Regions from separate parts of the Homo sapiens genome. Here region 2 is linked to region 1. A link is a contact called in ENCODE Hi-C or POLR2A ChIA-PET data. All regions are on one chromosome and are shown on one strand. Each heading gives the region's core, a stretch centred on a gene start or an enhancer-like site at or near the end of the contact. The rest is flanking DNA. Distances are from core to core; before and after follow the strand shown. Region 1 has its middle 44 kb from the start of LINC01479. Region 2 holds the start of LINC01479 (long intergenic non-protein coding RNA 1479).

Region 1 (6,482 bases), core at 2,630-5,129:
TTTCCCTGTCTCAATTATTTATCCAAGATGAAGATGCTTTTGGGTCATAGAGTCATGATTATAAACAGGCCCAGGCAAGTAAGGTGAGCATCCTCCAGCTCTGGAAACACTTTTTCCACCACTGACTCACAAGCAGGTGAGAAACAAACCTTAAAGCCCAGTTTGTTTATAGTTACTATCTTGCTGTGGTGCCCTGTCACTCCTTTCTGTTCCCGAAGGTAAGATACGTTTTCAGGGAAAGAATTAATGAGAATTACCAAAGTGTAAAACAGTCATTTTAATTTAACATTCTTTTTCCTGACTCTTTTAGTTACACACTCTAAAATACTAGACTTATGTGAAAATGACAGGATATAAACAAATGAAATACATGAAAGGATCACTCATTTCCAAGTCAAATTTCATTTTCATTCTTCAGGGTTACATCTTGTCTCTTTTCATTTTTTCCATTCTCATTCTTTCAGGTTAAATGAAAGCACTTTCATTAGTAAATGAAATAACTGGCTTTTATCCAGGTCAGATGGTCAACAGGGGGTTATCCTTGCTAATACTGTCACATTATTCCAGAAACATACCTTGATGCCTTGTGCCACATTACAGTGTTGTTAAAGAAACCAGGACAAGGATCTTCAGTTCCTGCTCTATGCCATGCAACATATTTTGTACTGCACAGTTGATACAAAGGGTATAGGAGTAGATTCCTCTCGGACCACTCAAATTTTAAAAGTTAAAGAGCATTCTAAGATTTAAATAGTGTATCAAGATGCTGAAGTAGACATGTCTTTAAGTCATATACATCAGTTGGCAAATGGACCAACAATTACTGTTGAATTAATAACAAATACTGTTAAAGTAGAGGGTAAATGCAAGTATTTTAATCTGGATTTTCCAGATCATTTAGAAAGTGAAATTTGAGCTGGGTTCAATAGGGAGGTAAGCAGCAGATTTTAAGACAGGTGGAATGAACTTGGTAAAAACAGGGCAGTGAGCAAGCACCTGGTATATTTCATAAAGAAAGTGAACCCATTCCATCGGAGCAGAGGTTTAGTAAAAAGGTGACGAGGAACAGGCTGGAAAGCAGGCTGAGGTCAGATTGTGGAGGCCTGTTACATTTCCAAAACAGTATTTGTAATCTATTTTCTTGGGAATGGGAAACTATTGAAAGTTTATTAATATTAAGCAAGGAGGACAAGACAGTTTGCAATCAAACCTAGTGTGAGAATGAAACAGGGATTAAATTATTCAACTAAATCATGGACAGGAATGTGATTGCTTGAAGGCATACACACTCAAGGCAGATTTGCCAGGCTTCCCTCCAACCTGGCCAGCATGGAGAAGGAGCAGCTGTGATGGAGTGGAAAATGCGTGGTCTGGGTACACACAGACATGATTTCCAGTCACTTCCCAGCTACTTTCTTGTTGTTTAACTTTGGGCATTTCCTTAATTCCCCTGATACTCTATTTTCTCATCTGTAAAGTGGAGATACAACATCTACTTCACCATGTTGTTAGGAGTAATTAGAAATGATATATGAGTTTCTGGATCATAGTTTATACTCAATGAATGGTAGCTGTATTAATTTTAATTGGAATTATATTTATTGTAATTGTGTATCAGTCATCTCATATATTAAATAGAAGCTTGAAAATTGTAGCAGGACCAATTCTGATTTATTAACCATATTTCCCCACCCCCCCGCCCCCCAAAAAAAATGCTTGTTAAAAATATTTGGTTGGCAGTGAGTAACCAAGTCATCTTTATAGATGAATATCAACACCTTCTAGGTAGAGTGATGGTACTGTTTGGGAGGACAAGTGCTTTGTCTCCCCTAAGGAAAGTAGCAGCTGAGAACCCAGTGATTTCACTGACACCTTGGCTGGGGACACAGGAAATCTCAATCACTGAGACTCCATGGTGAGGAAGGCAGGGAGTAGGGGCACCCGAGGACCTTGATCTGCCCTCCCTCTTGCCTCTGTGGGGGCTCCATACTAGAAGGATGGGAAGCAGATCAAGCATTGGGTGACACAGATCTGGTTTCAAATTCTGGCTCTGCAATTTACCAACTGGGAATCCAGTACAAGTTGCTTAGACTCTTTGAGCCTCACAAGTTCCATCATTAAAAGAAGGATGATAATCCTTTGCAGGGTTGTTGTGGGAATTAAATGAGCTAATATGAAGGAAGATCCTGATTTCAAATAGGCCCTCAGTACATGGTGGCAATGACAATTCTCCTCATTCTCTCACTTTTTCTTCCTTCCAGCCTCCCTTCACTGCCTGAGACTCTTTTCAGGAAGGACATGAGCCAATGCAGTCCATGAGAGCTGGCTACGGAAGGGGACATCCTTGCTCCTTCTTACCCCTGCTTATCCTCAGCTGTAATCTGGTGACTAAATGGCTTCTCCTTCCATCAGCAAGGGGACAGTGAAACCAGGCACTGTGTTGGTCACTCTGGATAAAACCCTTAACTGATGACTCCATTGGTAAGGACAAAGCAGAGTGAAATACCTGATAATGAGGTAAATCTCTTTTGGAACCTGAAGAAAGGTGAGAAGTGAATGGGTGTTAGTAGGACGATAAGAGAAGAAAAATTCTCAAAGATGGAAGGAGGAGAAAGTAAAAAGAACCAATTGTAGGGCAGTATTTTAAACAAGTGTTTTTTTCATTTATCAATTAGAGAATCTGACTTTTTTTATTTCTTAAGCCAGTTGTTCTTAGAAAATTGCCATCTTCCACATTTCTTATTCAGATACCTCCACAAAAGGAGAAATTTGGCAGCTTTATATTCTGGGGTTTTGTGAGAAAAATTCATTTTGTCACCCAGAGTCAGCTGCTGAGAAAAAAAAATAGCAGCAGGACCTTTTCCTCTCGTTGTTATTCAAATACAACCCAGTTCTCCAGGCTGACCGAGGAATAAGTTGGAAGCAAGCAGTGAGCAGAGACTAATGCCTTAATTGGCTATTAATATATGGTCACTGCTATTCTTAGAAATAACTGGTGTTTCAATAACTACCTCAAAAATGGAGTTCAGATTTCATGGCTGTGTTCTATCACACATAAAACCAGGAAGAGTTGATGGGTAATAGGTTGGACCACGATTCATTTCTGGAAAGCTCCAGTTACATTTGCTATTGCTGTAAAAAGTCGTGCTTGGAAAGTTGCCTGGTAACCTGATTTATCTTGAATATTAATAATTCACCCATCAGGAAACTACCTTGCCTGTAACTCAGTGTCAAAATTGAACACCTCTTTGACTATGTGGTCTGCAAGGTAATGGTGGTGGGGTTGGAAGTAAATTAGTTAAATGTGGTTAGAGAATGAATCTGATAATGTGTTTATCCAACTTGGGAAGAATTTAGATGTTGTTAAAGGATATAAAGTATATAATCTTAAAGAATTGAAATGGGGATTTCTTTTTAAGTTCTACATAATTGTTACTTGATAAACTCAGATGACGTCTCACACTGAAAGTTCACTAACCACATAATTAATAGGGACATGTATTATTGATGTACTAAGACTACTTAATAGCACTTTGGTTCCATTTACAGAAGGATAAAATAGTCACCAGGCGTGAGATCAATAAATCACAAGTTTTGAGTGTTATATTTACAACCTGAGAGTCAAGTAACTCTTCATCATTGAACAGTCTCCCACTTGGAACTATGAGTGACCTGTTTCAGGTTTGTTGAGTGCCCTTGTGAAAAAATTCTAAGCTATGGAAACCATTATTTTCCCCCTGTGAAATTTCCCCATAGTACTTAGTTGGGCCTCCTTCCCTATGTGGACGCTTTGAGATGTCACAGAGGCAAGCAGTACCAAAGATCATGAAAGATTTGGTAGTTACAAACACCTTGGTTCGCATCCAGCAACTATCTCCCAAATTCAGCTGGGTCTGACATAGCAGCTGAGCTTCCTGCTCAATTTGGCCCCAACTCTGCCCAGACAGAGGACTTCTCTGTTTCCACTAGAACGAGCCAGGAACAAAAACTCCATCCATCTAAAAATGCTTGAAATAATTCTAGTGTTGGGGAAGACAAAGAGAAAATAACCGTGTGGTTTCACTGTAAGGATTTAGGTATAAGGAAGGGAAATGGTGTCAGTCAGGGATTACATCCTCATATGCCACTTGAGGAACCAAATACCTCCTAAGAAACAACCCACATCCGACCCTAAACCCTCAGATGCCAGGAATCATTAAGAGCATTCACCACAGGAGAAAATTTCTCTGTTAAACTAAAGATAAACCACTGTGCCCCAATTCCCAGATGATGGAAATCGGGCTTTAAATGATATAATGAGTCACATTTGCATTCTTTTTAGAAGATAAACAGCCAATTTATTTTTTGCCTTGAATGGCATGTCTTTTAGTAATGTGATTGAGGAGATAAAATAACCAGTGGTAACTGATTAACTATTTTAAGTCATTGTGTTCAAAACGTGTGATATATTAGTTCACTTATCCAGAAGTGATCTCAATGATTAGGAGTTGAGCCAAGGAAATAAGCAAAGCAGCTAAGTGAAGGGTAAGCAACTGAAATACTTACAAACTGAACCCTCTCTCTTATGCTCTGAACTCACAGAAAAGGGCCTTAGAGCACTCCCCAGTATCTATTTATTTTATTTAAGATACAATTCTAATAGCAAAATGGAAATAGTTGTTGCAAAGAGATAAAAAGGATGCTGTCCAAGTCAGGCAACTGAAAGTGGCAAGAAATGACAGAACTGACAATGATAAAAGAAATGGATAAATCAAAATGGCAGGAAAAAAAAATTCATGAACATTTTCTCAGTGTGGGACCATTCTGCGTAGAGTAAAATAAAAATAATTAAGCAAAACACAGATTTGGTGTTCATATTTCATAACCCTCTAATATCAGAAAATATGCGATCTGTGTTAGGAAGACAATTGATGTATCTTAGAAATAGTTCCAACATAAAAGGTTAAGTTATTTTAAATTCAGTCATCTTGAAAATAAGTGCAATGCTAACTCCTCATGTTGTTCTTCATGGATTACAAGGAAGCAGTGGAGTATCACAGTTAAAAGGATGCATATGGTTCCCAACTGCCCAGATTTCAAATCCCAGCTATGCCGTGTGTGACCTTGGACAACTCACTTAACGTCTCTGAAGCTCAATTCCTCCACTGCAAAATGGGTAGTGGTAAGGATTTAATGAGTTAATGTATATAAAGCATTGGAAGAGTACCTGGCACATAGTAAGTGTTAGATAAGCATTCTCTACAAAGATATTTGCATTTACCAAGTACCTAATGTGTGTCAGGTACTGGGAAGGGTGCTGTGATCTTTATCATTATATTTTATAAGATTTTACTACATGAAGTGAAACACCAGAATCTTGCCTTCAATATTCCTCAAGCCCAACGTAACCGGCAATAAAGAGTTATCAACCCTAGTACAACACAATGTAATCCATTATACCTAAAGTTCTTTTAACCTGATTTCTGCCATAGTAATTAACTTTTGTTTCTTGAAACTTTATGTCCATTTTGGTTGGCTACTATTCTATCTCTCTGTGAAATGTTCCCCTCTCTTCATTTTGCATGTATATTCATCACCTCTTCTGTTCAGTTACTATTTTAGACCTCAAGGATCCAATGATCTGGGAACACAGTTCATCTGAGGATAGGCATTACAAGGTAAACACAGTGTTGATAAAAGTTCTGTGTCCCTGATGGTGTCAAGAAGAAATGTGCCATCATTTTCAGGTAAAAACAACAACAAATAAACAAACAAAACTAAAACAACCAGGAAATCTGCATCTGCTTCCTGAAATATGTCCACAAAAATCAAATAGGTATAGATATACTTTTGCCTTAAACAGATAAATGAAATTTTTGAGTATCAAAAAATTATTTTCAACATCCACAAAATACTGAAACAGTACTCTTTAAAACAGTCAAGGTAATGACAAACAAGGAAAGACAGAGAAAATGTCACAGACCAGAGAAGACACGGCATGATGACTGAATGTAAGGGAGTGTCCTGAATTGGATCCTAGAACAGATAAAGATTATTAGTAAAAAGCAGTTGAAATTTGCACAAGGACTGGAGTTTAGTTAATAGTAATGTATAAATGTTAACCTCATAATTTTGATGACTGTAATGTGGTTATGTACAATGTTAGCACTGAGGAAACTAGGTTAGGGGTATTCAAGAACTCTCTGTACTATCTTTGCAACTTTTCCAGAAATCTAAAGTGATTCCAAAATAAAAAGTGTATTTAGAAAAGTATTTTCAGATCTTTGAGAGGCAGGAGAGCGGGAACAACATGCACCTTAATGTCAGAAGGTTGAGTTTGTGTTTCCCTTTCACCACCATCCAACAAGATGACTTAATGCAAGTTGGTTGAGCCTCAGGATTCACATTCATAAAAGGGGGGGATACAATTTCTACCTTATACAGTGTTATTGAAAAGAACAAATAAAAAATTCATGAACCCATACAAAAAGTAACCATAGGCA
Region 2 (6,082 bases), core at 3,433-5,932, 44 kb after region 1:
TTTCTGGTCTGAATGACAGATACATTTGTCAAATTCAATCAATAAGCTGTCATTCTGGTAGCCATCCCAGTCTCCTTTGGGTTTTGCTTAGTGTAAACTAGTGAGTTAAATCGATCTTGGTTTGTATTTATTAGGTAAATAGTAATACTAGCACCTGAGCTGGGCGCCGTGGCTCACGCCTGTAATCCCAACACTTTGGGAGGCCAGGGTGGGCAGACCACTTGAGGTCAGGAGTTCGAAAGCAGCCTGGCCAACATGGTGAAACCCTGTGTCTACTAAAAATACAAAAATGAGCTGGGCGTGGTGGCAGGCACCTGTAATCCCAGCTACTTGGAAGGCTGAGGCAGGAGAATCGCTTGAACCCAGGAGGCGGAGGTTGCAGTGAGCCGAGATCACACCACTGCAGTCCAGCCTGAACAACAGAGAACGACCTTGTCTCAAAAAACAAAACAAAACAAAACAACACTAGCATCTAAAACAAACAGCCTACATCCTAGTATCCTAGTGGTTTAATAATAAAGGCTTATTTCTCACTCATGTCCTTACATTCCAGTCCTTACAGGGTGGGTGAGGACTTTGTAGTAATTCAGTCCTACCTCCTCATTGTGTCTTCTTTACTAAGCTGGAAATCATGTGGAAATAAAAGCAATTTTGCTTTCATGTAGAAGATAAAAGGGAATGGATATGGCAAGTGGCCCATATCGCAAACACCCTTGTGCTCCTGGACAGAATTTCATCACATGGCCACTCCAAGCTGAGGAAAACTGGAAAATGTGGTTGAGCCAGATGCTTGGGAAAAAGAGAACTTGGCAATTGGCCACCCCAAGTGGTCTCTGCCACATAAGGTCACAATAAACTGACACTCTAGATCCTTCTTTGGACAATACCGTGGCCACTTCCAGACTCTTCCTTCCTGACACTGATTGCTATACCTGAACCAAGAAGAGGGTGGTGCATGTTCATTGAATAAATGAATAGAACTTTTACTCTTCTCAACTCTCTTTGGCAAGCTTTAGTCGTTCCCTCTAAGTGGATGTCCTCTCAAATAACTTCATCTCTCTTCTCTCCTTCTGAGCTCCAACCTTACATTCCCAATTCTTTCCTGGGTACCTTCACATGAGGTTCAACCATTTCAAATTCAATATGACAAACCTAAGCTCAGCAAGCTCTTCCTGTGCTGAGCTTTGTTTTTCTTACACAACGCTTAAGGCAAGATCCTTATCTATCTCCAGTTTCTATCCCTCCAAGCATCTAGTACAACTTTGCATGCTATTAATAGTCATCTTTTGAATAAATGTTTCTGTTGTGGAATTATGTAAACTACGCTAACCTTAGATTAGCAGAAAAAAATGTAATTTTTCTGTTTTTCTATAGCTTACCTGATATTCCTCACACCACCTACCCCTCTGTGTCTGATAATCCAGTCTGTTGTAAACTCTGTTGCATAAAATAATTGAAAGACTTTTTATGTAACTCAGTCTATCTTTTTTTTTTTTTTTTTTGGACATTCCATCCTCAAATGTCCCTTTCCTCTGCTCTCTTCAAGAGGCATCTGTGGCTATGGCTGTACCTACCGAATCCAGGCTCAGGTAATCTGGCCTGTAGCCCTCAGCCACAGGGTCTGCCTGTTTAATCTCACCACAGTAACATCCCTAGTAAACTTCCCCTAGCGCTGTTATCTAACCTCTGCATGTCCTCCACAGGGGCCCAGAATGTCAGGATACCCAAGAGAGTGGAGGAAGAATTGGGAGAACTAAATATAGGCCTCCTTTGGCCTAAGCATGCAACTGCTGCAAAGGTTACTCTGATGGAGCCCATCAATGTTGATGTGAGGGAAAGAGGGGCATCTGTGAGACTCTTCCCACAGTCCCCAACTGGAAATAAGGAACCTACTCCGCTCTCTGCTTTGCTTGTAACCAGCCACCTCTACCACCCTTCCAGGAATTCTCCTATTGAAAGGAGGGTCCATCTGTAACACCCATCCATGCCAGCTTCCTCCTAGTTCTCCTGAAGTCCACCATGGGCCTGCTTCTTCTTCCACTGTGGCCAACACTTTCCTAGCCCCATAGCTACTGCTTTTCCCGGGTGGCAGTGACTTGCCAGCTTTCCCTGGAGTGTCCAGTGGAATAACTTCTGAGTGTTATGAAATACAAGAGAGAAAATGAAAACCATATTTATTTTTTCAGACGGAGTCTCACTCTGTCACCCAGCCTGGAGTGCAGTGGTGCGGTCTTGGCTCATTGCAACCTCCATCTCCCGGGTTCAAGAGATTTTCCTGCCTCAGCCTCTTGACTAGCTGGGACTACAGGTGTGCACCACAACACCCAGCTAATTTTTGTATTTTTGGTTGAGATGGGGTTTTGCCATGTTGGCCAGGCTTGTCTTGAACTCCTGACCTCAGGTGATCCACCCACCTTGGCCTCCCAAAGTGCTGGGATAACAGGCATGAGCCACCGTGCCTGGCTGAAAACCATATTTAAAAATATTTTAAAATGTAATAAACATTTATTAAGTATCAGGCACTATTCTAAGAGCTTTCCAGATATGAACTCACGTAACCCTATGACAGTCTGCGGGGGGTTCTGTAATCAGACCCATTTTACTGACAAGGAAGCTGAGGCATAGCACATTTAAATGATTTGCCCAAGGGCACAGAATTTGGGTTCAAACTCAGGCAAAATGGTTCTAGAATCTCTATTCTTAACTGCTATGCTAAGCTGCCTCTATATTTGCTTTATATATTTTTAAAATATTACTCCTACTTCAGCTTATAACTAAAAGGACATTATAATTGCCTGTCATATTTTCCCACAGGCAGTAAACCAAGATGCCAAGTGAAGACTTCTCTATAGCATAGGGCAAAAATCCATGAGGCTAAATCCTGGTGTTCATAGTCTATGTTAATTTGAAAACCAAAAACCCATAAAACGGCATGTGGGGAGCTTCAAAAGAACTGCTGTCTTGGGAATTCTTACCAGCTTTGAAGACTTCGGGGAGGTGTGGTCTGTTTTTCCTTCTCTGGATTCTCCTCCCGGCCTCTAATCCAGAGCCTGTACATGTGGGTGAATTTGCACATGCACGCCTGCACACACACACCCACCAATGGTAAAAGCCTCTCTGGGATACTTTCAGGATCCTTGGAGTCAGGGCTCTATACAGGGCTATTTTAAAGTGTGATGGTTCACTGAAAAATGTTGTCAAACAGCAAAGTACCAATCTTTTTGAATCACTAGGTCATATTTTAGAGACTGTGAGTTCTACCCTTGCAGGAACGTGACTTTTTCACACTGTATTTTCTCAAATAGGAGAGAAGAGAATTCCAACCAGTGAGATGAGAATTGCACAAATCCTGCAGCCCATCTCTGCCACAGCTCAAAGTAAGCAACTTTTACTGCTGTATTCTTAAATAGTCCCAAGGATCAAATTATATCTCTGCTAAAACATTGTTAGGCCTAACTTCCTCACCAAGAATGTGGACTTTGGTCCGACTGCCAGGTTAAGAGGGCGTTTCTTGAAAACTTTTGTTTCTTTGTAGGCACAGTATGTGCTTATTAGATATAAAAGCTAATGGATTAACTAATTCCTTTAGCCTTTCCAAAATAGAGGTTTCATGGAACTATCTAGGCCCATAACAAATGTTTCTGTGATGAAACAAACTCAGGAAACTGTATATTTTCTTTTTCCCTTAAAGCTTCACAGAATGCATCATCTCATTAAAAGCTCCAGAAACCCTACAAAGAAGAAACCTTACCTGGTATCCCCCAAACTAAGATTGATAGATTTCCACTGGTTTGTAAAAGAGATTCTTATTCTGAGAAGTTCTCATGGCTCTTAAAAAGAAGTCACCTTCTCATTGTATAGACTTAGACACATAATTTGTACTTTTTTTTCAGATTGTTGGGTAAGTAATGACCCAGACCATTGAAGAAAATGAGGAAACTGTGCACACAGACTGATGTCTTATGTGACCAACATGCATATAAGAAATGGAAGCTTCCCCCTATCTTTCCAGAGTTCAAAAATCCTATTGCTGAATTCACCTCCAATTCCATGAAACAATATAAAAGATCCTCCATAAAGACCCCAGGTTATAATGTTTACAATTTATTTTGTACTCCTTTTCTCTGGTAATTGATGACTGCTATTATTAATGAAGACATTACAAGGAATAAAAGGGCTTGCCTGCCACTTCTCACCACAAAACCGTGTGGCATCAAACAGAATGAAATCCTTCTGACACTGACAGCTGGAGAAAACCTTGTCACCACAGTGACAGTGTCAAGTGTGGTGTGACATCTCTGTGTGTGTTTCTTTTGCACCTAATAACTTCGTTGCCAATACAGACCAAAATAATGAAAGAAAACCTGCTTTTGCCAGCCCAAAGGATTAACTGTACTGTTGAGAAAACTGCAGGAATATTTGACATGAGATCACAATTTTTAATTCTTTTCCCCCCAGGATTCTGCATGAAGTATTTTTCTATGAAGGATTTAAATAGAATTACTTTTCCTCACATTGGTCATGGAGAGAATTAAGACATTAACTGTTGATCCAATTTATACTGCCATTTGATCCCATAAGTGCTATACAGGACTCGGTTACTCATGGAAAATAGTTCCTGCCAGATCAAACACTCTCAGGGCCAAAGTCACAAGATTCTGACTTTACATGCTCTGTTCTGCCTCCTTTCATTTTGCCTCTTGGATTGTCATGAACTTCCTGAGCAAGAAGGCCATCCACCATGCAGTGTAATGTCTTGCTAAGAGAAATTAGTATTCAGTCTGCTCAGGTTCCAGCAAGGACTTTCTTCATGAAGATCTTCAAGTGGAATCAAGGTAGGAACTGTTATCCTTTTCAGTCCTTGTGCTATTCATTCACACCTTGGAACAAAAACAAAGCTGAACTCTTTAGAGGGGAAAATTGATACCGCATGGTTTCTGGTGTATCTGCAACTTTTGGCTCTGGTTTGGAAAAGGGTGTGTATGTGTCATGCACACATGTCTATTTCATCCTATCTGACAAATACCTTTGTGAATTGCTTTGTTGACTATTTGGGTGTTACTGCAGGTTACAAATTTCTAAGAGGGCTGGGAGACGTCTTTAAATCCCATAGGCATTGGATCATGTGTCCTCTAGTGGCCATGAACACTAGTTTTAGATGAAAGGTCTCATTTTCAGATAAGTATGAGGAATACTTTATTTTCAGCCCTCTCTTTTAAGAGGCATAAAATCTTTTAGTGCTGAAAACACTTGTACTACCTATAATAAAGAATTATGTTTAAGTCAGTGTGTTCCTAATTTGACTATGGAATTCAAACTTCTTGTAAGAGTCCACAGACCAGGTAAGACTTAAAGATTTGCCAACATTCAAAACCTCTGAAAAATAACCCATTACTTGGCAGCTAGGTGATCTCCCTCCTAATTTATCTGGCTCTATTTTCTTTTCTCTACCATCACCAATAGCATCTTTCTAATCCCTCACTCGGATCTTCTCATTCCTCCATTCATTAGAATACCAGTTCATTTCTTCAATAAACATGCCAAATAGGAGTGGCTCTAACAAGACGGGAAGTTTTTTCTGATGTGACAGTCTGTATATTTGCAGTCCAGGACTTGAATGGTGACAGCAAGAGGACAGAGGCTCCAGGTTCCTTTTGTTTTAGTGCTCTGCCATGTGTAGGGTGTTTCCCATCCAAATGTTCCAAGATGTCTTACCACTGTGTCTGTATTCCAGGCAATGGGAAGGAGGGAAGGTGAAGGGGAGAGAATTTTCCTTCCTTGCAAGAGCATCATCTGCAAGTTGTGTTTCTGCTCACACCCCATTGACAGAGCTTTATTGCTTGATCACAGCTAGCTGCAAACGAGGCTAGGAGATGTTTTAGTCAGTCTGGTAGCCTTTGTCACACTACAATTTCTATGTTAGAGGAGAGAGAGAGAGAACATATATTAGGGAATAGCTAACCATCTCTGCTACACCTATGACCTTCCATTTGTCTCTTACAATGAGTTTGTGAAGTTAGAATTTTTATCCCAAGTTTTCCACTGAGAAAAATAAAGCTCATAAACCTGAAATAATTTTAAT

What was found. Hi-C counts contacts between places; a loop is a spot of excess contacts on that map. ChIA-PET counts read pairs that join two places held with the same protein, here RNA polymerase II (POLR2A). Pooled maps may share reads with other maps.
Region 2: a map of CD8-positive, alpha-beta T cell shows a loop between it and region 1 (2.0-fold over the local background). The contact joins the promoter of LINC01479 here to the enhancer-like site in region 1. A Hi-C loop is called at or near these places in 5 of 168 maps with a recorded cell type or tissue (CD8-positive, alpha-beta T cell, Caco-2, Calu3 and 2 more) and 2 of 50 pooled maps. POLR2A ChIA-PET finds 5 or more read pairs at or near these places in 2 of 52 experiments (GM12878 and OCI-LY7).

The regions. Positions count from the first base shown.
Region 1 is chr12:67,881,653-67,888,134 of GRCh38, forward strand. No RefSeq gene overlaps it. Among named protein-coding and RNA genes, the nearest start is that of LINC01479, 44 kb to the right of the region's middle. Within about 2 kb of position 3,880, at least 2 of the 41 ENCODE cell types and tissues checked have a DNase peak (open chromatin) inside an H3K27ac peak, as active enhancers do.
Region 2 is chr12:67,924,553-67,930,634 of GRCh38, forward strand. It overlaps LINC01479 (long intergenic non-protein coding RNA 1479), which reads left to right and starts at 4,683. Exons shown (of 3, transcript NR_120456.1): 1 at 4,683-4,835.